Regions from separate parts of the Homo sapiens genome. Here all the other regions are linked to region 1. A link is an interaction called in ENCODE POLR2A ChIA-PET data of the cell type or tissue named here. Cell type or tissue: MCF 10A. All regions are shown on one strand. Region 1 overlaps LOC112268150 (a long non-coding RNA gene). Region 2 overlaps MAPK6-DT (MAPK6 divergent transcript). Region 3 has its middle 11 kb from the start of LEO1. Region 4 overlaps GNB5 (G protein subunit beta 5). Region 5 holds the start of LEO1 (LEO1 component of Paf1/RNA polymerase II complex). Region 6 has its middle 22 kb from the start of LEO1.

Evidence for each region. Peaks named below come from ENCODE experiments on the same cell type or tissue, not always from the same donor. Only the 100,000 strongest peaks of a DNase experiment are listed, where the experiment ranks them.
Region 2: POLR2A ChIA-PET joins it to region 1 with 14 read pairs; 17 of 35 experiments call an interaction of 5 or more read pairs at or near these places.
Region 3: POLR2A ChIA-PET joins it to region 1 with 31 read pairs; 17 of 35 experiments call an interaction of 5 or more read pairs at or near these places.
Region 4: POLR2A ChIA-PET joins it to region 1 with 12 read pairs; 8 of 35 experiments call an interaction of 5 or more read pairs at or near these places.
Region 5: POLR2A ChIA-PET joins it to region 1 with 62 read pairs; 16 of 35 experiments call an interaction of 5 or more read pairs at or near these places.
Region 6: POLR2A ChIA-PET joins it to region 1 with 21 read pairs; 11 of 35 experiments call an interaction of 5 or more read pairs at or near these places.

Annotation. Positions count from the first base shown.
Region 1 is chr15:52,074,636-52,078,635 of GRCh38, forward strand. All of the region lies in intron 1 of LOC112268150 (a long non-coding RNA gene), which reads right to left. Among named protein-coding and RNA genes, the nearest start is that of BCL2L10, 36 kb to the right of the region's middle. RefSeq lists an enhancer at 2,527-2,606. In MCF 10A, no CTCF peak of the experiment used is centred here; DNase peaks (open chromatin) are centred at 2,486 and 3,806.
Region 2 is chr15:52,009,102-52,013,101 of GRCh38, forward strand. MAPK6-DT (MAPK6 divergent transcript) reads right to left here. Exons shown (of 2, transcript NR_156732.1): 2 at 1,898-2,365. It also overlaps a transcript of MAPK6 not described here. Among named protein-coding and RNA genes, the nearest start is that of MAPK6-DT, 8.0 kb to the right of the region's middle. RefSeq lists silencers at 1,931-2,225, 2,691-2,985. In MCF 10A, no CTCF peak of the experiment used is centred here; a DNase peak (open chromatin) is centred at 2,030.
Region 3 is chr15:51,980,693-51,984,692 of GRCh38, forward strand. It overlaps a transcript of MAPK6 not described here. Among named protein-coding and RNA genes, the nearest start is that of LEO1, 11 kb to the left of the region's middle. In MCF 10A, a CTCF peak has its summit at 1,758 (motif pointing right); a DNase peak (open chromatin) is centred at 1,739.
Region 4 is chr15:52,141,776-52,145,775 of GRCh38, forward strand. All of the region lies in intron 6 of GNB5 (G protein subunit beta 5), which reads right to left. Among named protein-coding and RNA genes, the nearest start is that of BCL2L10, 31 kb to the left of the region's middle. RefSeq lists an enhancer at 1,846-2,015. In MCF 10A, no CTCF peak of the experiment used is centred here; a DNase peak (open chromatin) is centred at 2,326.
Region 5 is chr15:51,969,473-51,973,472 of GRCh38, forward strand. LEO1 (LEO1 component of Paf1/RNA polymerase II complex) reads right to left here and starts at 2,306. Exons shown (of 12, transcript NM_138792.4): 1 at 2,216-2,306. The coding sequence starts at 2,273. It also overlaps a transcript of MAPK6 not described here. RefSeq lists enhancers at 1,423-1,999, 1,823-2,352, 2,000-2,575. In MCF 10A, a CTCF peak has its summit at 2,118; a DNase peak (open chromatin) is centred at 2,359.
Region 6 is chr15:51,991,449-51,995,448 of GRCh38, forward strand. It overlaps a transcript of MAPK6 not described here. Among named protein-coding and RNA genes, the nearest start is that of LEO1, 22 kb to the left of the region's middle. In MCF 10A, no CTCF peak of the experiment used is centred here; DNase peaks (open chromatin) are centred at 1,783 and 3,683.

The sequences.
Region 1 (4,000 bases):
GGCAGGCGGATCACCTGAGGTCAGGAATTTGAGACCAGCCTGGAGAACATGGCAAACCCGTCTTTACTAAAAAATATAAAAATTAGCCGGGCATGGTGGTGGGTGCCTGTAATTCCAGCTACTCAGCAGGCTGAGGCAGGAGAATTGTGTGAACCTGGGAGGTGAAGGTTGCAGTGAGCCAAGATCTTGCCACTGCATTCCAGCCTGGGCAACTACAGTGAAATTCTGTCTCCAAAAGAAAAAAAAAAAAGAAAAAAAAAGAAAAAGAAATAAAAGCTCATTGTTGAGAAACTAGAAAATGCAGGTAAGGAAGTGGGAAAAATTCCCCAGAATCCCATTACCTGGGTATGATCACTGTTAATTACTATTAATATTTTGGGTCTTTCCTCTTCCCCTCCACTCCTTCCAAGCTAATTGCTTTATTTTTTCATATACAAAAGGTAAAAATCATTCAAAGATGCATAAAATAATTTCCTCTTTTCCCTCCCTCTATATTCTCTCCCCTCCAAATATCCCTATCTCCACAGGTAACCAACGTTAATAGTTTATTATACATTTATCCAGAATTTTTCAAATGTATATACAAACATATATGTACTTATAATTGGGTTATTCTGCTTACTGTTCTGCAACTTTCTTTTCTCACAATACATTTCAAGCATCTTTCTATGTTGGTAGTAATTGACTTTGTTGTTTCTAATGCCTGTAGAGTATGTAATTATGAGGATGCATCATCATTTGTAGAACCAATTTCCTATGAGCGGACATTGTTTACTATCACAAGCAACACTGTAATAAACATTCTTTGTGTGTCTTTGAGCCATTTCTGAGGATATGCTTTTAGAAGCAGAAACTCTGGAACAGAGTTGGTTTATGCTGAACATTTCAGTGGATCTCCCACAGGCTTTTAGCCTGTCTGCCCCAGTGCAGCAGATGGGTTATTGTCAGCTGGTGCTTCTGACCCAGGCTGTGTCACACCCGTCGGAAATGTTGTGCATTTCACTCCTGGATACCAAATTGTCCTCTAAATGGCTGGACCAATTTATATCCACAGTCTGTTTCTCCACCCAAGTACCCACTTTTCCCCACTCTGGCCAGTGCTGCATATTATCAGGGAGTTCATATTTTAAATATATATATATATTTTTTATATATACATATATTTATATTATATATATATTTTTATATATACATATATTTATATTATATATATATATTTATATATGTATTTTCCCCCCAGATGGAGTCTCACTCTATCGCCCAGGCTGGAGTGCAGTGGCGCGATCTTGACTCACTGCAAGCGATTCTCCTGCCTCAGCCTCCCGAGTAGCTGGGACTGCAGGCACACACCACCACGCCTGGCTAATTTTTGTAGTTTTAGTAGAGACACGGTTTCACCATGTTAGTTGGCCAGGCTGGTCTCGAACTCCTGACCTCGTGATCTGCCCACCTCGGCCTCCCAAAGTGCTGGGATTACAGGCTGAACCACCGCACCCGGCCTCATAATGATTCTAAAGAACCCTCTCTAAATATGTCACACAGGTTGCAAAAGTCCATGATAAATATTTTTTCTTGTGTCTTTCACAAAGTTTTTTTTGTTTGTTTCAATGTAGCTCAATCTGTTAATATTGTCTTTTATATAGCCATACTTGGGATGGCCTTCCCCATACCAAAATTATTGAACTAGTCTTCTATATTTAATGTTGTAGATTTATATCTGTAATCCACTTCAGATTATTTATTTTTGAGACAGAGGCTGGCTCTGTCACCCAGGCTGGAGTACAGTGCCACGATCTCAGCTCATGGCAACCTCTGCCTCCCGGGTTCAAGTGATTCTTCTGCCTCAGCCTTCCAAGTAGCTGGGATTACAGGCATGTGCCACCATACCTGGTTAATTTTTGTATTCGTGGTAGAGATGCGGTTTCACCATGTTGGCCAGCCTAGTCTCAAACTCCTGGCCTCAAGTGATCCACCCACCTTGGCCTCCCAAAGTGCTAGGATTACAGGCATGAGCCACTGTGCCTGGCCCACCTCAAATGTATTTAGCAGCTTAATTTTGATATAATGCATATACCATACAATTTGCCCTTAAAGTATACAGTGACATGCTTTTTACTATATTAACAAGATTGTGCAACCATCACCACACTCTGATCTCAGAAAACTTTCATATCCCCTAAAAGAAACCCTGTCCCCACTAGCAGTCACTCCTCAATCTATCCCCTGGATCCAGTGGTCCTGGGTCCCTGACTCTGGTGTCTCTCTGGACTTTGGAGTCCGCTTGCCCTGCCACGCCTGCCCATCTTCCCTGCCCCTCCCTGCTTTCGTGTTCTTCTCAGACCTTGGACTTGGCTTTTTAATGTATATTACAGTGTCCACCCCTCCCCTCTACCCTTGGGAACAGCGAGTCCTGGATGCTGCTTTCTTTCAGATCCAGGGCACCAACTATACTAATCAGCAACTTGTCAGCCTCTAATACATGTTTCTGCTTATCCCTGAACAACTCATCCTGACTCATCCCACAACTGCTCACGATTCAGTCTGAACATGTCTCACTCAGCCATGACACCCAGGAGACAGGGCCTTCAAGCTTGATTCTGTATTCCCCTTCCCCTGATACGATCACATGTAATAGATGCATGTGAAGCTATGGGAAGAAATGAGGTGGTTGAGAACAAGAGTGAATGGTGAGAAGGAACCAGGACTGACCCCTGTAGGACACTAACAGTCAGAGGCCAGAGACAGGAGGCACAGTCAGCAAGGGAAGCCAAGAAGAAGTGATGAAAGAAGTAGACAGAAAATCAGGAGAACAGGACTCAGAAGTCAAGAGACAAAAGTGCTTCAGCCTGGAGGGGGAGGCCAGCAGGATCAAATGCTGCTGAGAGAATTCACATATGAAGCTGACTAAAAGATACACAATGGACTTGGCAACAGAAAGATCATTGGTGACTTTAGCAAACTTCCGTGTCCATGATCAGGTAACTCCACTATTTAACATCCTTTAAGACTCCCCAGTGCCTTTCAGATAGAGTATCCTTCGTTCTGGCATCATCTTTTTTTTTTCTTTTTTTTTTTGAGACAGAGTCTTGCTCTGTCACCCAGGCTGGAGTGCAGTGGCGCCGTCTCAGCTCACTGCCAGCTCCGCCTCCCGGGTTCACGCCATTCTCCTGCCTCAGACTCCTGAGTAGCTGGGACTATAGGCACCTGCCATCACGCCCGGCTAATTTTTTCCATTTTTAGTAGAGACAGGGTTTCACCATGTTAGCCAGGATGGTCTCCATCTCCTGACCTTGTGATCCACCCACCTCGGCCTCCCAAAGTGCTGAGATTACAGGTGTGAGCCACCGCGCCTGACCCGGCATCATCTCTTATCACTTCCACACACTCACCCCAGGCTCCAGACATACTGAGCTACTTGCATGGATAGATGGCCCATTCTCTCTTGCTACCGTAGTGTCCCCTCTGCATGGAACCCTTTCCTCTCTGAAAACTCTCAAATGTCCTTCCTGATTAGCTCAAGTGCCATGTCCTCCAGGAAGCCCTCCCTGACCTCTCAGATTGGGTTGGGTGGTTCTCTTCTCTCTCCCCATAGCACCTTGTGTTGGTACAAGGTACATTTTCCCTTGGGGGTATGTCTTATCCAGCTTTGTTTCGCAGTCCTCTGGCCAGGGCCTGTCCCCCGGTTTTCCCAGGCACGCAGTGAAGCAAGCCTTGTTAGTGGAGGTGGGGGATGCATCCAGCTTCCCTCAGACCAGAAAACTTGCAAGCCAAACTGGCTGTGAGCCACGGACTCCTCTTTGGGTTCACATAGGTCAGGTTTGCTAAGAGACCTGGGCCAGGAGTGCAATTCCTGGCAATTTAGTCCTTGGGGTCATTAGGTTGCAAAATCCCCAGTGTCATCAGGTTGATTGCTTTTCCCAGCACTATCTATGTCTCCCCACACAACCGGCCTTGGCATCTCTCCACCTCTATCTGCTCTCCTGCCCCAGGTCCCTTCCCT
Region 2 (4,000 bases), 66 kb before region 1:
CCTCAAAGGACAGGATAGCTTGACTACTGAAGTGCAAAGGGGAGGAGCATGACCTTGTGAGTTGAAAGCTGCTTTGTCTCCACAACTCAAAATATTTATCATTCCCTGCACATGGGCTGACAAACATCCGGTCTATTCTTTCCTTTTATTTACTCTGGTCATGTGGCAGAGACCCAGGTTGTTCTCAAAATCTGAGACTAGTTATAGAAGGCTTTGTGGTCTCAAGAGGTTCAAGTTGGACACTGTCTCCAGAAATTAGGAGTATCTGTTCTCTTCAAGGTATTGGGCCTCTCAAGATAGAAGGAAGGACAGAATGCAAATAAGAAAACCTTTGGACTAAATTTCCCTGAAGCCAGAAAGTGTCACTCTCTCTATGCTTCTCTTAAAATGTGTGTGTTGGGAGAGGCTGTAAGTTTTGTATTACTAGTTTAATTCTACCATTTCTACAAATTTGCCTTGCTTCCAGAAAATTCTGACTTCCAAAGCAGAAAAATTAGAGGGGCTCTTTGGATTATTTATTTGGTTTTATAAAATTATTCCAATAGATATTTCCCAGTACTTTTAAATGTTTAATTATATAACCATTATTTAAAAAGTAAATGTATAGTTTTTGTCTCAGAAATTGATTTTATTACAAGGAAAGCCAGGTTTTGTCTAAAATATTTAAGCAATTTTTTTTTTCTTTTTTTGAGACAGAGTCTTGCTCTGTCGCCCAGGCTAGAGTGCAGTGGTGCTATCTTGGCTCACTGCAACCACTGCCTCCTGGGTTCAAGTGATTCTCCTGCTTTAGCCTCCTGAGTAGCTGGAATTACAGGTGCCCGCCACCATGCCCGGCTACTTTTTATATTTTTAGTAGAGACACAGTTTCACCATCTTGGCCAGGCTGGTCTCAAACTCCTGACCTTGTGATCCACCTGCCTCAGCCTCCCAAAGTGCTGGGATTACAGGCGTGAGTCACCGTGCCTGGCCTTAAGTAATTTCTTACAGCTTTTCAATGAAATCCCATTTGTCATAGTCTGAGAAAATGATAGAACGTTTGTAAAGTGTTTACCTGAAACGGGCTACTTGGTAGGAACTTGATAAATGATTGCTATTACCATTCTCCTGAAGGATAAGTTGTTTTTTTGTTTTTTTGAGACAGAGTTTTGTTTTTGTTGCCCAGGCTGGAATGCAATGGCATGATCTTGGCTCACTGCAACCTCTGCCTCCTGGGTTCAAGCGATTCTCCTGCCTCAGCCTCTCGAGTAGCTGAGATTACAGGTGCCACCACACCCAGCTAATTTTTGTATTTTTAGTAGAGACAGGGTTTCTCCATGTTGGTCAGGCTGGTCTTGAACGCCTGACCTCAGCTGATCCACCCAACTCGGCCTTCCAAAGTGCTGGGATTACAGGCATGAGCCATTGCACCCAGCCTTTTTTTTTTTTTTTTTTTTTTGAGACAGAGTTTCACTCTGTTGCCCAGGCTGGAGTGTAGTGGCACGATCTTGGCTCACTACAACCTCCATCTCTTGGGTTCAAGCGATTCTCCTGCCTCAGCCTCCTGAGTAGCTGGGACTACAGGCACACATCACCAGGCCAGGCTAATTTTTGTATTTTTAGTAGAGATGGGATTTTACCATGTTGGCTAGGCTGGTCTCAAACTCCTGACCTCAAGTGATCCACTCACCTTGGCCTCCCAAAGTGCTGGGATTATGGGCGTGAGCCACCGCGCCTGGCGGAGGGGATACTCTTGTTGCCCCATCCAATTAAATGTGGGATCCTAGTTTTGTTTGCAGGTGGTAGTCTTGCATTTCCAAAAATCATTCGTGTGATCTGCCTCTCATCAAACTTTATGTACAGGTTTGATGGGTTTTGACTGAAAACATTCTCTCCATAATCTTTAACTATAGTCAGTCCTCATTATTCACAGATTCTGTTTGCAAATTTGCCTATTGCTGAAACTTATTTGTAACCTCGAAGTAGTCATAGCACCTTTGTAGTCACTTTTGAACATGCACAGTAACGAGATACTTGAGTCACCCTACGGGAACGTTGCCAGCTGAGGCCAAACAAGACAAGATTCTGCCTTCTTGTTTCAACTCTCGTACTGTAAACGAGTGTCCTTTCCATGGTCTATTTGGTGCCATGATTTTTTTGTTTTTAGAAACAGGATCTCTCTATGTTGACCAGGCTGGACTCAAACTCCTGGGCTCAAGTGACCCTCCTGTCTCAGCCTCCTGAGTAGCTGGGACTATAGGCACATGCCACTGTGCCGAGCCATCACATGTTTTGCTTTCCGTTGGTGATTTTGCTGTTTAAAGTGGCCCCCAAATCTATTGCTGAAGTGCTGTATAGAGTTCCTAAGCACAGAAGGCTGTGAAGTGCCCTACAGAGAAAATACATGTTAGATAAGCTTTATTCAGGCATGAGTTACAGTGCTTTTGGCAGCGAGTTCAGTGCTAATGAATCAACAATAAGTATTTAAAAAGGTGTCTTGAAACAGAAATACACATAAAACAAGATTATATATTCACTGGCTGATGAGAATGTTGTGCCAGAGGTTTGCAGGAACCTAGCCTTGTATTTCCCCTAGGAGCAGGGTTCAGTTTTCACTAATTTACTGTTCATGATCACTTTACAGAACATAAGTACCACAAATAATGAGAATCCACTGTGAGAATGAACTGTACTTGGCAATGAATTTCTTCAGTGGAAGGCTGTTTTGTTTATTTACAAATCAAATTACAACGTGTTCTTCTATAAACCGTGTCTAGGAGAGCAGTCATTTTAAATTAAGAGTATAAACAGACACACAGAAGCTTCAAGTTGGAGACCATGGAAGTTATCAGCTGGCTGTAGGCCCCTCCTCTCCTCTGCAGTTCCTTTTAGACCCTCCTTGACAGGTGGCCATTGTTTTCTGATTGAATGCTTCCAGTGATGTAGCATTCACTTCACCAGGGAAGTCCTGTCCACTGTGGCTCAGTTCCAATATCCAAAACAATCCTTTCTTATGCTGAGCCAATGCCTCTCGTAATAGCCCTCTCAGTGGTTTTAGATCTGAAATCCAGAGCAACCATTCTCTCCTCTGCACACAACAACCCTTTAGCAAATCTCTTCTGCAGGTTAATCAGACCCAATTCTCACATCTTTTTTTCAGAGAACATGATTTCCACACCCTGCCTGAATGTCTCCTAATGAATTACTCTAATTTGCTATGTGTGGTAGCTTTTGTAAATGTGGTGTCTGTATTTGAACACATAAGTTGAGAAATCTTGAGCTGAATAGCATAGGTGTGGTACCCCCTGGGACGTGGACACTGTTTCCTATTCACACATTTTGTTCTATTTTGTTACGTTTTTTTGGCATCTGCTCACACTGCATTTTACCCTTATTGTCACATTACCAGGTTAAGCCAAGTCTCCCAAATCCTGGTCCTTTTCAAATGATTTTTCTGAACAAAGATATTGTACTTTATTGCAGTCAAATGTCATCTTTTTAAAAAGATTCTTTGCAACCTATGGAAATGATTTTGAGTAATCATCCTGTAATCCATCACACTGTATGTTTTATAGCTCCCTTAAGTTTAATAAGTACCTTAACTCAAAACATTGATAAAAATATTACTCAGCCAGGCACGATGGCTTACACCTGTAATCCCAGCACTTTGGGAGGCCGAGGTGGGCGGATCACAAGGTCAGGAGTTCGAGACCAGCCTGGCCAATATGGTGAAACCTCGTCTTTACTAAAAATACAAAAATTAGCCGGGCGTGGTGGTGGGTGCCTGTAGTCCCAGCTACTCGGGAGGATGAGGCATGAGAATGCCTTGAACCCGGGAGGCGGAGGTTGCAGTGAGACAAGATTGTGCCACTATACTCCAGCCTGGGCGACAGAGTGAGACTCCGCCTGGAAAAAAAAAAAAAAAAAAAAAAAAAAAAAAAAAATATATATATATATATATATATATATATATATATATATATTACACAAGACTAAAGAGGGGAAAATCTGTATTGCTTTTCTA
Region 3 (4,000 bases), 94 kb before region 1:
CGACTCTCCTGCCTCAGCCTCCCCAGTAGCTGGGACTACAGGCGCATACCACCACGCCCAGCTAAATTTTATATTTTTTAGTAGAGATGGGGTTTCACCATGTTGGCCAGGTTAGCCTTGAACTCCTGACCTCAGGTGGTCCGCCCACCTCAGCCTCCCAGAGTGTTGGGATTACAGGCATGAGCCACCGCACCCAGCCACAAAAGCTATTTCAACGTAGAGCTGATTACCTCATGGAAGCATTTGCAGGGTATCCAGAAAAAGACAGAAAACATACTTCCCATAATTAAATGTAAGCTGTTTTCTAAAATGATAGCAAACCCCTTTCCTGAACCTCTTTCCTCCACCACCATTAATCTAACTTGCTTTTTATAAGATTCAAGTGTCATCTCCAAAGCACTAGTATATAAATTACTCCCTATACAAATGAGAGTTTGGACATGCAAATATAAGCTTGGAAAAGGTTCCAATATGCTTCCTATGAAAATTCAGACTTATCGGCCGGGTGCGGTGGCTCATGCCTGTAATCCCAGCACTTTGGGAGGCCGAGGCCAGCGGAACATGAGGTCAGGAGATCAAGACCATCCTGGCTAACACGGTGAAACCCCGTCTCTACTAAAAATACAAAAAATTAGCCGCGTGTGGTGGCGGGCGCCTGTAGTCCCAGCTACTCCGGAGGCTGAGGCAGGAGAATGGCATGAATGGGAGGCCGAAGCTTGCAGTGAGCCGAGATCGTGCCACTGCAGTCCAGCCTGGGTGACAGAGCGAGACTCCGTCTCAAAAAAAAAAAAGAAAAAGAAAAAAAAGAAAATTCAGACTTATGTGAAGAAAAAAAGAACAGAATAAAGGTAATGAGTCAGAAATTATTTCTTAGGACAGAAGCAAAGTTTGTCCTTTTGGAACCTTTTAAATATAGGGTTGGGTTTAGGAACCCGCTTCCTGGAATAGATAGACTTTAGACTCCTTCCTGAAGCTTGAGGGTTACCAGAGAGCTATGTCCTAAAAAGACCTTTGCAGCAGGCAGGATGAGGTCAGCGTACTCAACACCAGAGCAGGAACAACTACTGGAGGAAAGAATCAGAAGGAACAAAGAAAGGAGGATGGGGTACGGAGGGTGCTGTGGGTGTTAGTGGAGGAAGCTGAATAAGAAAAACGATATGCAGAAAAGATATCAAAGAAACTGAAAATGAGAAGTATAAGGAAGGAAAGAAAGGACGGAAAAAAATAGATTAAGAATACAAAGGGAAAGGAGTGACAGAAGGGGATGGAAAAATAATTTTTTAAGGCACATAATAAAATAGTACTGAGGTGGGGAAATATTGAAACAAAAATGTGAAAACATCCCAACAGCACAAACACAGAGACAGAGAGAAACATCAGGAAATGTAGACTTCCCTGCCAACCAAAATTTTACAAATAGAAAGGAACCACTAAAACAGATCCGGCTCAAACACAAAGCAAAACTGAAAATTTCACTTTACAGCAAAACTGCTCTGATTAGATCTTTCACTGGATTTCCTTATCCAACTGGCTGATTTAGAATCGTGTGAGAACACAGCATAACTGCAGAGATACTATCTCGTCGGCGGGTGGGGACTGCTGGCACGCAGGCTGCATCTGGCCCTCAGTATATTTCATCTCACCCACAGAGGACTACCAAGAGGAGATAATGCTGAATTTCATGCTTGCAATGGCAAAAAAGCATTGCAGTATTAACATCCTTAACAGTAATATGGCAAAAGGCCACAAGATGGTGATGGTATACCCTAAAGAGATCTCAATCATATGTAAAATGAGGTACACACACATACACACTCACACATACACTATACACTTACTAATTTTTCTTTAGAAAGAAAATGTCCTGTGTTGGTGGTGGTGAAGGAGGTCTTAGATAAGAGGAGACTTGAAGAATACTGCCTTTAGATAGCAATCAAAACACTTCTTATGATAAAATGAGGCAGTGTTTTTTCGTGTTTTTCCCAAGTAAAAAAAAATAAAAAAGGTATTTTTCAGACTAGAAAACACTAAGAAAATATTTTTCAACTATAGGCACTCTGATTTGTATGCATCTGCTGATAAAGTAATCATTTATATAAAGTAACTGTTACCTTTTAAGGAAATTTTTAAATTTTTTCTTGGGCTCCATAAGATGAAATTTCCCTAAAGAATCCAGTGAAGATTTTACTTCCTTGACTGCAGTTTATTTCCTTACTCAATGAGGAAATGACAGGCAGGATTAATTCCTTTCTTTAAATGGGTGTGACATTTTAGGTTAATCATGATTCATAGTGATGTATGGATAAGTTTAACTTTCAGATGTGCAAACACACATGTACACACTTTTTATCTGCTACTTAACACAAAATCAAAATTTGGGTAGGAAAATGGGTTAGAATCCTGGGCCTAAAATGTCAGAAAGAAGTAACTAATAGGAAAACAGCCAAAAAATATCCCAGGGTCATAAATTTCTATTTGCAAAAACAATATTAACCTTTAGAATTTTTTTTTAGGTTGGGCGTGGTGCCTCATGCCTGTAATCCCAGCACTTTGGGAGGCCAAGGTGGGCAGATCACCTGAGGTCGGGAGTTCGAGACCAGCCTGACCAACATGGAGAAACCCCGTATGTACTAAAAATACAAAATTAGCTGGAAGTGGTGGCCTGTAATCCCAGCTACTCAGAGGCTGAGGCAGGAGAATCACTTGGACCCAGGAGGCGGAGGATGCAGTGAGCAGAGATCACGCCATTGCACTCCAGCCTGGGCAACAACAGCGAAACTCCGTCTCAAAACAAGCAAACAAAAAACGACAACAACAAAAAAAAACAGGACAACAGGGCTGATGTGGTGGCTCTTGCTTGGAATCCCAGCACTTTGGGAGGCCTAGGTGGGTGGATTGCTTGAGCCCAGCAGTTGGAGACCAGCCTGGGCAACATACCAAGACACTGTCTCTATAAAAAAATTTAAAAATTAGCTGGCATGGCACATGCCTGTAGTCCCAGCTACTTTGGAGGTTGAGGTGGGAGGATCACTTGAGCCTGGGAGGTTGAGGATGCAGTGAGCCATGATCATGCCACTGCACTCCAGCCTAGGTGACAGAGCAAGATTTTAATAATAATTATTACTAAAATAATAATAAGACAGCCTTTTGAAAGGGCAATTTGGTATTATCTATCTAAACTGTAAATGGCTATACTCTTTGATTAAATATTTCCATGTCTAAGTTCAAGGCTGCAGTGAACTATGATTATGCCACTTCACTCTAGTCTGGGTGAAAGAGCAAGATACTGTCTCATTAAAAAAAAAAAATCCAGTCTAGAAATTGATGTTAAGAAAGTAATTTGACAGATGTGCAAATAGATGAAAAAAAATCACCAAAACTTTGTTTATAATAGCCAGAAATTGGAACCCATCAAAACACCCATCAATAGAGAATTGTTCAAATAAATTATAATGATGCAGTTACACAGTGGAATACTAAGTAGCAAATAAAAAGGATTAGGTTGATGAATGTGTATTGAAGAAAGGAGCATCATATATTGTTGAATCACTAAAGCCAGTTAGGAAACTGGATGTTTTCTATGTTTTCAGAAACAAATTTTTTTTCTGAGATGGAGTTTCGCTCTGTCGCCCAGGCTGGAGTACAGTGACACAATCTCGGCTCACTGCAAGCTCCGCCTTCCGGGTTCACGCCATTCTCCTGCCTCAGCCGCCCGAGTAGCTGGGACTACAGGCGCCTGCCAACACGCCGGCTAATTTTTTTTTTTTTTTTTTTTTTTTTTTTTGTATTTTTAGTACAGACAGGGTTTCACCGTGTTAGCCAGGATGGTCTTGATCTCCTGACCTCGTGATCCGCCCGCCTCAGCCTCCCAAAGTGCTGGGATTACAGGCATGAGCCACCGTGCCCGGCCAGAAACAAATATTTAAATATGCAGTAAATGTCTAGGAGGATGTGTACAGTGATGCGCTAGTAAAAGCTTAACAACCAGTTCTCCGGGGGG
Region 4 (4,000 bases), 67 kb after region 1:
ATAAGAACATTCTCCTGTCTATCTACCACATCCTTATCACATTTGAGAAAATCAACAAAACCTCCATAACACCATTTAATAAGCCAGCCATATTCAATCTTCCCTGATTGTCGCCAGGATCCAGGGACCAACCAAGGCTCACATATTGCATTCATTTGTTATGTCTTTTTAAGATCTTTTAACCTAGAACAGACACTACCTACTGTTTGTTGTTCATGACAGGAAATCTTAGATTGGCTGTTTATAGAATGTCGCATATGGTGGATTTGTCAGATGGTTTCTTAATGGTTAAAGTACTGTAGAACATTTTGCCAATAAGAGTATCAAGGTGCTACTGTGTACTTCTTTCTTATTGCTTCATGTCACAAGGCTTGTAATGTCTCTTCCAAGATTGGTAAAGCCAACTTTGATTACTTGGTTAAGGTGGACCACTAGATATCTCCAGGGTAAAGGTAATTTGTTTGTAATCAGTAATAATCTGTGGTGTGATATTTTGAGACCATAAAAATATCATTTTCTCCAACCACCTTTCATACAAAGGCTTTACATGATTATCCTTGCTTGAATCAGATATTACTTTAGGGGTGCAAAAGGGTGATTTATTTTGATAATGTCTTCCGTATTTATTAGCTGGTGTTTTTCTGTAATGAAAAATCCTCCTTCCCAGTATCACTGTACACCCATAAATTTGTTTTTTTTTCTTAATTGTATCATGATCCATTATTATCATTACTACATTTGATGCTCAAATTACCCCAAATTTGGGGCCTCTTCAAGCCAGCTGTGTTTTTTTTTTTAATATATGTATGACCCCTATTGGTCCTTGAACGTTCCTTTACTTTCTAGAACAAGAAAATATCCTAGCCTCACTTTATTCTTTTCCTCCCAAAGACCTAACCTCAGCCTTACCCTAAGGTGCCCTGCTTTCTTTTTGTAGGGAACAATATTTAAAATGGGGTCACTTTTTTCTGAGGCACTGGGAAAGCCAAGGGTCCCTTCTGCTTTTCCAGCTGCTTGGGAGGTACACAGGTGTATTCTTGGGTAGTTTCTTATCAGTAATTAGCTTTGGCAAACTTGTTTATACAATGTGCGGAGGAGGCTGGGCACGGTGGCTCACATCTGTAATCCTAGCACTTTGGGAGGCCCAGGCAGGCCAATCACCTGAGGTCAGGAGTTCAAGACCAGCCTGGCCAACATGGAGAAACCCCATCTCTACTAAAAATACAAAAATTAGCTGGGCAAGGTGGCAGGTGCCTGTAATCCCAGCTACTTGGGAGGCTGAGGCAGGAGAATTGCTTGAACCTGGGAGGTGGAGGTTGCAGTGAGTTGAGACCACACCACCGCACTCCAGCCTGGGCAACAGAGTGAGATTCTTTGACTAAAAAAAAGAGAAAAAAAAAAAACAGAATGTGTAGAGAATGATTTGCACTTAGGCTATGGTAAGGGGACAAGCATGCTGTGGACTATGGTCCTCCCTGACCCCTGAGCTGGGATACATCCTCCCCATCCTGAGTAATTTCTCTGTTGAGATACTTATTACTTAGGGTTATTCGCATTGCTATGAGAAGCAGGAAGGTTTTGCAGGGTGATGCATCCAGTGTCGAATCTCTGCTTTAGTACCTAACTAATGTTGTGATCTTGGTTACGTATTCATCTTTGAATTCCAGTATGACACCTGGCCCAGTGCCTTGCACACATGAGATCATAGTAAGTGTACAATACCTGAATGAAAGCTTCTTGGGGATATGGCTCCTAAATAAGAAATACTTGTATATATAACCAATTGACACATTTTTGGGGGAAAGGGGATTGTGGCAATACCATTTGGGTTTTAGCTTTCAAGTTTGGAAACAACTGAGAGGGAGACCCAGGAGCCAGGTAAATTGAGATAAAAAATATCCCCATTATTACCTACAATGACTTTTAGAGAATGTGGCATCGGTGTGGGTCTATTACAGATAACAGAGTCACAGGGATGTCACACAGTCATGGTTGGGAAACATTATGTCAGACTTACCACTAGAAACTCAAATGAATCACAGCTGCTCTTAGCAGTTTTGGGAAAGGTCTGGGAAGGGGAGATGGTACTTTTACCTGCGATAAGGAGTCAGTATTAGTTTCGTCTTTGACGCTCTCTCATCCACTAGACCGCCACATTTTGAAAAATGCCTTCACAAATGTTCATGCCTTGAACTTCCTCTGTTTGGCCCTCGTAACAGCCAGTGAGGCAGCCAGGAAAGGTGCTAGCACCTCCCACATGCCAGGGTGGGGAAACAGAGATGACAAAGATCAGGGCGCCAGCCATCCCTCCACTCTGAATTCTGTTCTGCACCACGCTGAGTCACCAGAAAGCTATCTATCCGGGCCTGGTAAGGCTGCTCTCTTCCTTCCGTCCCGCTACCCCCATGGGAATTCTTCCGCTGCATTCCATTTAGTGAGGGTAAAATTAAGAAACAGCCACAGCATCATTTCCTAAACTACTGTTGAAGACATTGTTCACTGTTATCATATTCACTACACATTGCAGAAGGGCCTACCCAATATATTCTTTCTGTAATTTAGAACTGCATATCTAATATTTCAATATTGGATATTGACAGATTATGTAACACATCCAGCTCTATGCATCTGCTAAAATTCATGTCCAACTAGAAACATATTACCCTAGGATATAAAAAAATGTGGAGAACTTACGATTCCTACTGAGTAGTGAAGAACTGACACTGCAGCAGAGGTCTGGCTTTTGCCCTCAGCTACTTGGAAGTGATCTCTGGGCCCCTGGAATGTCCTGCCTGGTAAGAGTGGCTTGGTTTGCTTGGGGGCTCTGGCCACCAGTTTAATAATGTGATTTATGATGGGGGCTTTTGGATGCATCATATCAGGTCTGATCTCCAGAGGAACTTGAGACTAAAGGTATCTGCCCGAACTTCTAGAGACTGAAGACTTTATAAAGGTAAACCACACAGGCAGTGTGTGGTCAAGCCCCCAATAAAACCTCTGGACACCTAAGGCTCAGAGGAGCTTCCCCAGCTGGCAATACTCTGCATGTATTACCATACACCGTGGCCAAGAGGAAACAACGCCGTCAGTGACCACACCAGGGAGACGATGACTCGCAGCTCCATGTCTGGATGCCTCCTGGCTTCTGCCCCAGGGGTCTCCTCCTTTGGTTGGTTCTAATTTGTACCCTTACACTGTAATAAAACTGTGGTAGTAAGTACAGCACTTTCATGAGTTTGGCGAGTTGTTTTAGTGAATTCCTGGGGTTGTGGGGACCCTCAAATTTGCAGCCAGTATCTGAAGCAAGGGGCAGTCTTGGAACTGTGCCTTCTAACTGGAGTTGGCTAAACTCCTTTGCACCAACCTTATAATTGTGGCCTATTTCTCTCTTGCTTGCTTTCTCTAATAGATGTGTTACACATGTAGTACAAATATATATATATTTACATATATATCTTTTATTATAGCACCTCTTATCCTTTTAGGAAGTAGATGGTAATAAATTTTATATAAATACTGGCATCCATCTATAAAGTGGAGACACAATCCACTTTTGAGCTATTTTAAAAATTAAAAAATATGGGCCGGGTGCAGTGGCTCACACCTGCAATCTCAACACTTTGGGAGGCTGAGGCAGGCAGATCACTTGATGTCAGGAGTTCGAGACCACCCTGGCCAACATGGTAAAACCCCATCTCTGCAAAAAAAAAAATACAAAAATTAGCCAGACGTGGTGGTGCACGCCTGTAGTCCCAGCTACTTGGGAGGCTGAGGCAGAAGAATTGCTTGAACCCAGGGAGCGGAGGTTGCAGAGAGCCGAGATCATGCCACTGCACTCCAGCCTGGGTGACAGAGCCAGACTCCATCTCAAAAAATAAAAAGAGTGAAATACATGTATGTGAACATGGGCTCCAAAGGGACAAGTGGTCTTGGCCACTGGAAGGAGAGTGAGACTATGTCCCCAAAGCAGCCACCCTAAGGGAAGGGACACTGGAGAAGA
Region 5 (4,000 bases), 110 kb before region 1:
AAAAATACAAAAATTAGCAGGGTGTGGTGGCAGGCGCCTGTAATCCCAGCTATTCGGGAGGATAAGGGAGGAGAATCACTTGAACCCAGGAGGCAAAGGCAGGAGAATCGCTTGAACCTAGCACTTTGAGAGGCCGAGGCAGGTGGATCACCTGAGGTCAGGAGTTTGGAACCAGCCTGGCCAACATGACAAAACCTCATCTCTACTTAAAATACAAAAATTAGTAGGGTATGGTGGCAGGTGCCTGTAATCACAGCTACTCGGGAGGTTAAGGCAGGAGAATTGCTTGAACCCGGAGGCGGAGGTTGCAGTGAGCCAAGATTGTACCACTGCACTGCAGCCTGGGAGACAGACTGAGACTCCGTTAAAAAAAAAAAAAAAAAAAAAAAAGATGTTCAGCATCATTAGCCTTTGGGAAAGTGTAAACTGAAACCACAATGAGACACCACTTGATAACATCAAGGATGGCTACTTTAGAAACAAATAAAAACTTAAAATAACTGTTGGCAAAGATGTGGGGAAAGGGAACCCTGGTGCATTGCTGGTGGTAATGTAAAATGGCTCAACCACTATGGAAAACAGTTTGGCTGCTCCTCAAAATATTAAAGAATTACCATATGACTCTGCACTCCTACATAATACCCTCCTCCCAAAATTAAAAACAGGCACCCAAACATGTACATGAATTTATTTATTTTTTTGGAGACAGAGTCTCACTTTATCACCCAGGTTGAAGTGAAGTGATGCAATCTCAGCTCACTGCCAACCTCTGTCTCCTGGGTTCAAGTGATTCTCATGCCTCAGCCTTCTGAGTACCTGGGACTACAGGCACGCACGACCACACCTGGCTAACAGTTTGTATTTTTAGTAGAGACAGGGTTTCACCATGTTGCCCAGGCTGGTCTTCAACTCCTGAGCTCAGGCAAATCCGCCTGCCGGAACCAGGAATGTTTACAGTAGCACTATTCAAACAACCCAATGTCCATCAACAGATAAATGGATTAACAAATTTAGGGTGTGCACATTCAATGGAATATTATTAAATCATTAAAAATGAATAAAGTACTGATATGTGCTACAATGCCTTGAAGACATTATGCTAAGTAAAAGAAACCAGACACAAAAGACCACAATGCATGATTCAATTTATATGAAATTCCCAGAACAGATAAGTACAGAAACAATAGCAGACAGGGGTTGGAGGAAGGAGCATATGAGGAGTAAGTGCTTTATGAACAGTGTTTTATTTGGGGGTGATGAAAATAACAACTAGATATATGTTGTCTACAAGAGACTCACTTTACTTGGAGCCTAGAGGGTTGCAAGAATTCTGAACTTGGTCTTGGGTTCTCACTTCAAATAGCTCCTATTCATATTTCAAGTGCCCGTAGTCTCAACTACTTGGAGGCTGAGGCAGAAGGATGGCTTGAGCCCAGAAGTTCAAGGCCAACCTGAGCAACACAGTGAGACCCTGTCTCTAAAAAAGTAAACTTTAAAAAAACACCCACAATCCTGTGCCAGAAATAACTTCCAAGCAGCATGCACATACACTAATTCATTCATTTCATCAACAAATCCTTCATTCCTCCTCTCTGTACACAGACCCCATGCACTCCCCAATCTAACATCACAGACTCCGGAAATTCTGGAGTTTCTGCACAAGCTCTTAGAGAACACATTCTCTCCTATGTGAAACATCTATCTGTAACCCCATCCCATTATCCGTCCCAGACTCGTCATCCAGACATCTCAAGCTCCCTATCACACCATGCTCTGGTTTCATTCAAGACGGCATTCTGAGGCCCTCTGTAAATTCGCCCACCCCATCCCATATTCCTGCATTCATTTCCATTCATTCAAAAACAGCCCTTACTCTACGCTGGCCTGTGCAAGGCAAGGCGGAACAGGACTCCAACGTTCCTACCCGCGCTGCGCAGGCTCGCCTGCACTTCCACCCATGCCCCGCGCCCCTTTCGCTCCACAAGCTCCCAGGAACCGTCTGCTCCACCGACACCCAGAGCCTCGAGGCGCAGACTGTCTGACTCTCCATCCTGCCCGCCGGAGGAGGATGGCACCTCCGGGAGTGCAGGGGGCGCTGAGGCAGGAGTGGAGGAAACGCCACCTCTTGCCCGCGGCGCTGGAGCCTCCACGGTTGTCCGGCTCCCACAGCGGAAGGCCTGCCACGCACCCATCCTCCGAAGACCAGCGAACCCACCTTTACGCTCAGCTTCGCTGTCGGCGTCGCTCCCGAAGAGATCCTCCATATCCGCCATTATCGCTCACGTCCGCTGCTGCCTCGGTTAGGGGCAGCTCCCGGCCTCTCTTTACGGCACGGAACCACTGAAACACGACAGTGTCGCAAAGATTCGCCGAAGACACTCCTTTCCTTACGTGACCTAGTTTTCGCTCGCCCAGTGAACCTGTTCTCGCCTGGGTATGCATGGTATATAAGCCCGGCCATTTCGTCAATATCTGTTATTTGCCAGGATTCTTACCAGGGGGCGGGGGGGTCCTGCGTTCGGTTGCGGGTGTGGATGGGGTGGGCGGTGACTGGCGCTCTCTGGGGAAGGGCCTCTGGCTGGATTAAACCTATCGCGAGTCAGGATTGAAGCCCTTTGTTTCTTACTGAGCAGCTGTTCTCCAGTTATTTCATCCCAAACCCCTTTACCCTCTTAAAAATTGTTGAGACGGAGTCTCGCTCAGTCGCCCAGGCTGGAGTGCAGTGGCGCGATCTCGGCTCACAGCAACCTCCACTGTCCGGGTTCAAGCAATTCTAATTCCTCAGCCTCCCGAGTAGCTGGGACGACAGGCGCCCGCCACCACACCCGGCTAATTTTTTGTATTTTAGTAGACACGGGGTTTCACCGTGTTGCCCAGGCTGGTCGCAAACTCAGGAGCTCAGGCAATCCGCCCGCCTCGGCCTCCCAAAGTGCTGGGATTACAGGTACGGGTATTGATATTTACTGTATTCTTACTAATACGGTAATAAATTTTTAAGTTACTAATTCATTTAAAAATAATATACATGTTAACAAACAGCTTTTTTAAGCTTTAAATGACCATTTTTTTGGCCGGGCGCGGTCGCTCACGCCTGTAATCCCAGCACTTTGGGAGGCCGAGGCGGGTGGATCACGAGGTCAGGAGATCGAGACCATCCTGGCTAACACGGTGAAACCCCGTCTCTACTAAAATAAAAAAAATTAGCCGGGCGTGGTTGTGGGCGCCTGTCGTCCCAGCTACTAGGGAGGATGAGGCAGGAGAATGGCGTGAACCCAGGAGGCGGAGCTTGCAGTGAGCCGAGATCGCGCCACTGCACTCCAGCCTGGGCACGAGACTCCATCTCAAAAAAATAATAATAATAAAATAAAATAATTAAAAATAAAAACATTAGCCAGGCATGATGGCATGCATTTGTAGCCCTAGCTACTCAGGAAACTGAGAATGGAGGATCACTTGAGCCCAGGAGTTGGAGGCTGCAGTGAGCTATGATCACGCCACTTCACTCTAGCCTGAGTGACAGAGTAAGGCTCTGTTTCTTAGAAGAAAAAGTGAGAAAAGAGTACATCCTGTGTTACATTACCTAATTAGGCCATTATGAGAGTTTTGGTCTTGGACAAGCAACAATGAATATTTAGTTTGGAGATTATATGATATATATTTTTGTAGTAAACTTCAGTGCTTAACAGGGTCCAAATGGGTGGGACTGGGTATGTAATCATCAATCCTAGAGCTTTTGTGTATGAAGCGGATGTTGCAAGAGAAGATACATAGATAACCTGAAAACTATCTGGAATACTGGAAAAACAAGTATTCCATTTGACAGTGATTCAGTTTCATTTTCATTTAGAGTACTGTCCCTGAAAAGTACTTTGATTAAATTTATTTTCTTTTGATACAGTGTCTCTGTTGCCTAGGCTGGAGCGCAGTGGCGCCATCATAGCTCACTGCAGCCTCAAACTCCTGGCCTCAAGAGGTCCTCCTGCCTCGGCCTCCTAACACG
Region 6 (4,000 bases), 83 kb before region 1:
TGGAAAGTGTATCACATAACGAGAAATTAATACAAAGTATATAAACTTTTATTACATAACGCGACAAATGTATTTAGAGCCTCTACTGTGTGCAAGGCCTCCAGGGAGTGAAGACATGAAAAAGAAATGGTACCAGTCTCCAGGGAACTAGTTTCTAGTTTCCTAAGAATGGTAATTAGAATATAAATCAGAAAAGGCTATGTCATAGATACATACACAGTTCTCTGAGGGTCTAGGGTTGCCGACATCGGCAAAGGCTTTAGGTAGGACATAGTGTCTGAAGTGTGACTTGAACGATATGTAGGTCAAAGGACCTGTGGAGATGCAGTGGGAGGATGGGCCAGGTAGAAGAATCCGGCACAGAGCTTGGAGAACAGCTTGGAGCACATTTGAGGATAAGTGAATAATCCATTCTTACTGAGATCTGGGTTTATATAGCTTTAGGACATTTGAAGTATCTTTGTATAGGAAAAAGTCTAGGAGAAAATTCGAGGCAACTAAGTATTTATTTATCTATTATTTTTTGGAGACTGGGTCTCGCTCTGTCACCCAGGCTGGAGTGCAGTGGCTTGATCACAGTTCACTGCAGCCTCGACATCCCAGGCTCCAGTGATCCTCCCACCTCAGACTCCTGAGTAGCTGGGGCTATAAGCGCACACCACCACGCTTGGCTCGTTGTTTGTATTTTTTGTAGAGACAGGGTTTTGCCATGTTGCACAGGCTGGTCTTGAACTCCTGGTCTCAAGTGATCTGCCTATCTCAGCCTCCCAAAGTGGTGGGCTTACAGGCATGAGCCACCGCACCCGGCTGTCCCTCATTTATCTATCTATCTATCTATCTATCTATATATATATATATTTTTTTTTTTTTTGAGACAGAGTCTCGCACTCTAGCCCAGGCTGGAGTGCAGTGGTGCGATCTCGGCTCACTGCAAGCTCTGCCTCCCAGGTTCACACCATTCTCCTGCCTCAGCCTCCCGGGTAGCTGGAACTACAGGTGCACGCCACCACATCTGGCTAATTTTTTGCATTTTTTTTAGTAGAGACGGGGTTTCACCATGTTAGCCAGGATGGTCTCGATCTTCTGACCTTGCGATCCACCCACCTCGGCCTCCCAAAGAGCTGGGATTACAAGCGTGAGCCACCACGCACAGCCAAGCCGTCCCCCATTTTAGATGCCAATCACAAGTCCCAGGTTCTGACCTGTACTTCTGACCCATCAGCTATAAAGTGGGGTTTCCATGACTCTCTCCTTGGGTTCAATTAGTTTGCTAGAGTGGCTCAAAGACTCAGGGAAATGCTTTTTACTTATGTTTACCAATTTATCGCCTAAAGAATATCACAAAGGATACGGATGGATGAACAGTCGGATGGAGGAGATGCATAGGGCAAGGTATGGAAGAAGGGGTGTAGGACTTCCATGCCGCCTCTGGGAGCACCTCCCTCCAGGAACCTCCACGTGTTCACTTATCTGGAAGCTCTCCAAATCCTGTCCCTTTGGGTTTTTATGGGGGCTTCATTATGTAGGCATGACTGATGAGATCATCAGTCTTTGCTGGTCAGCTCAACCTTCAACCTCTCTCCCCTCCCTGGAGGTCTATGGTTGGTGGGGGGGTAAAATTTCTAACCCTCCAATCACATAGTTGGTTCCCCTGGCAACCAGCTCCCATTCTGAGGCTATTCAGGAGTGTACCAAAAGTTACCTCATTAGAAAAAGATGCACCAATCAGAGGAATTTCCAAGGATCTTTAGGAGCTCTGTATCATATGCACCTGTCACTCAGGAAATTACACAAGTCTTGGGAGCTCTGAGTCAGGAACCAAGGTCAAAGACCAAATATTAGAACAAAAGATCCTCCTAGCACCACTATTGCTCAGGAAATTAGAAGGGTTTTTAGGAGCGCTACATCAGGAACTGCAAATGAAGATCAAAATATATACCTTACGATGTCACAGACAGACCCAGGAGATTGTTTACAAATGGAAGGATTGATTAAATAAGTCATCATGTTAAGGATAGCAGGAATCAAGTTTCTCACTGGCAGAAATGGAGTTACATATGTGGAAAGTGAAAAAACTAGAAGAATTATTTGGTGTTGGATTAGAAAGGTATTAGTGTAAATTCATAATTTTAAATATAGATAGATGGATGTAGAAATAAATATAGATGTAAATGTGTGTATATGTAAAAGTTTATATATATAAATGCTCACATATATGTACACACATACATATATTTCATATATTCCCTAGCTCTGTCCACAAAAAGGGCCTGAGAACAGTGACACCTAATAGCAATGCGTACACATAATGCCCAGATCTTGGTTTCTCTTTTCTTTCTTTTCTTTTTTCTTTCTTTTTTTTTTTTTTTGACATGAGGTCTCACTATGTTGCTCAGGCTAGTCTCAAACTCCTGGACTGAAGAATCCTCTGCCTCTCTTTCCCAAGTAGCTGGGATTACCGGAACACACCACCATGCCCAGCTTAGCTCTCGGTTTCTTTTTATTTATTTATTTATTTATACTTTTTTTGAGACAGAGTTTTGCTCTTGTCACCCAGGCTGGAGTGCAATGGCACGATCTTGGCTCACTGAAACCTCCACCTCCTGGGTTCAAGCGATTCTCCTGCCTCAGCCTCCCGAATAGCTGGGATTACAGGCATTCGCCAACATGCCTGGCTAATTTTGTATTTTTAGTAGAGACGGGGTTTCTCTATGTTGGTCAGGCTGGTCTCGAACTCCCAGCCTCAGGTGATCTGCCCACCTCACCCTCCTAAAGTGCTGGGATTACAGGTGTGAGCCACCGCGCCTGGCCAGCTCTTGGTTTCTAAATACCATTCTCCACCAAAAGGAACCAGGGCCCCTTGGAGAATGGCTGATTCCCGGGCTGAGGCAGATGCTGGGCATGGTGGCTCATACCAGAGGCTGAGACAGAGGATTGCTTGAACCCAGGAATTTCAGACTAGATTACAGGCCATTTATTTTTATAGAATGTCTTTTAATTTAGGTTCGTCTGAGGTTTCATCATGATTATCACTGTGGTAAGCAATGATCGTGCCACTGTACTCCAGCCTGGGCAACAGAGCAAGACCCAGTATCTAAAAAAAAGATTTTTTTTAAAACTGGAAGTTTGATGAGGAATGGAATATTTACATAGCTTCAAGGTATTCCTCACAAAATACTTAAGTACAAAGAGAAAAAGAGTAACTTTACAGTGGAAAAGTCTGGAAGACACCATGTTATTCAAGTGATCAAAATCAGCCACATCAGTGATGGGACAAATTGACATCATGCTATTGGAAGAACACAGCGTTGATTCTCTGATTGTTCTGCCAAAGGTGCATGAATCTAATCATGATAAAACCTCAGACAAGCCTACATGGAAAGACATTCTATAAAAATAAATGGCCTGTAATCTAGAAAAGTATCAAAGTCATAGAAGTAAAAGAGTCTAAGGAACCATTCAAGATTGAAGAAGACGGAAGACCTATAATAACTAAATACAACCATCATTTCTGAACATTGCTGATTGTGATGATTGTGCTGGAGGAATATGCTTATTAGCAAGAAATACTAAAGTATTTGGGCATGATGGGGCATTTTCACAGTTTAAGCTTTGCAAGAAGTCTCTGAGTCAGAGTTTAGTGTCCAGGATGTTTGCTAGGGAGTGTCTTTGGGATCGACACCTGTGCCAGGGCAGAGGAGGAAGCAGGCTTAGACAGAAGGAAAAGTAAACTGTATGTAAGGAAGGCCCAGCAGCCTCAGCTGACCTCATGAGGAGCTCTGGAGCTACAGCGACCCTTGGGCATTGTCCCAAACCAGCCTGAAAGGGCTAGACTTCCAAATTATACCTTGATCAGCTGCTGGATGCAGACTGTTCCCAAAAGGGCATGAGCTTGGGTGAGGTTGCTTTCTGCAGCTGTAGGAGTTGATGACTGATTGCTGTCTGCTGACAGTACTCCAAGTAGAAGGGACAAGAAGTCCTTCCATAAAGGGAAGCTCAG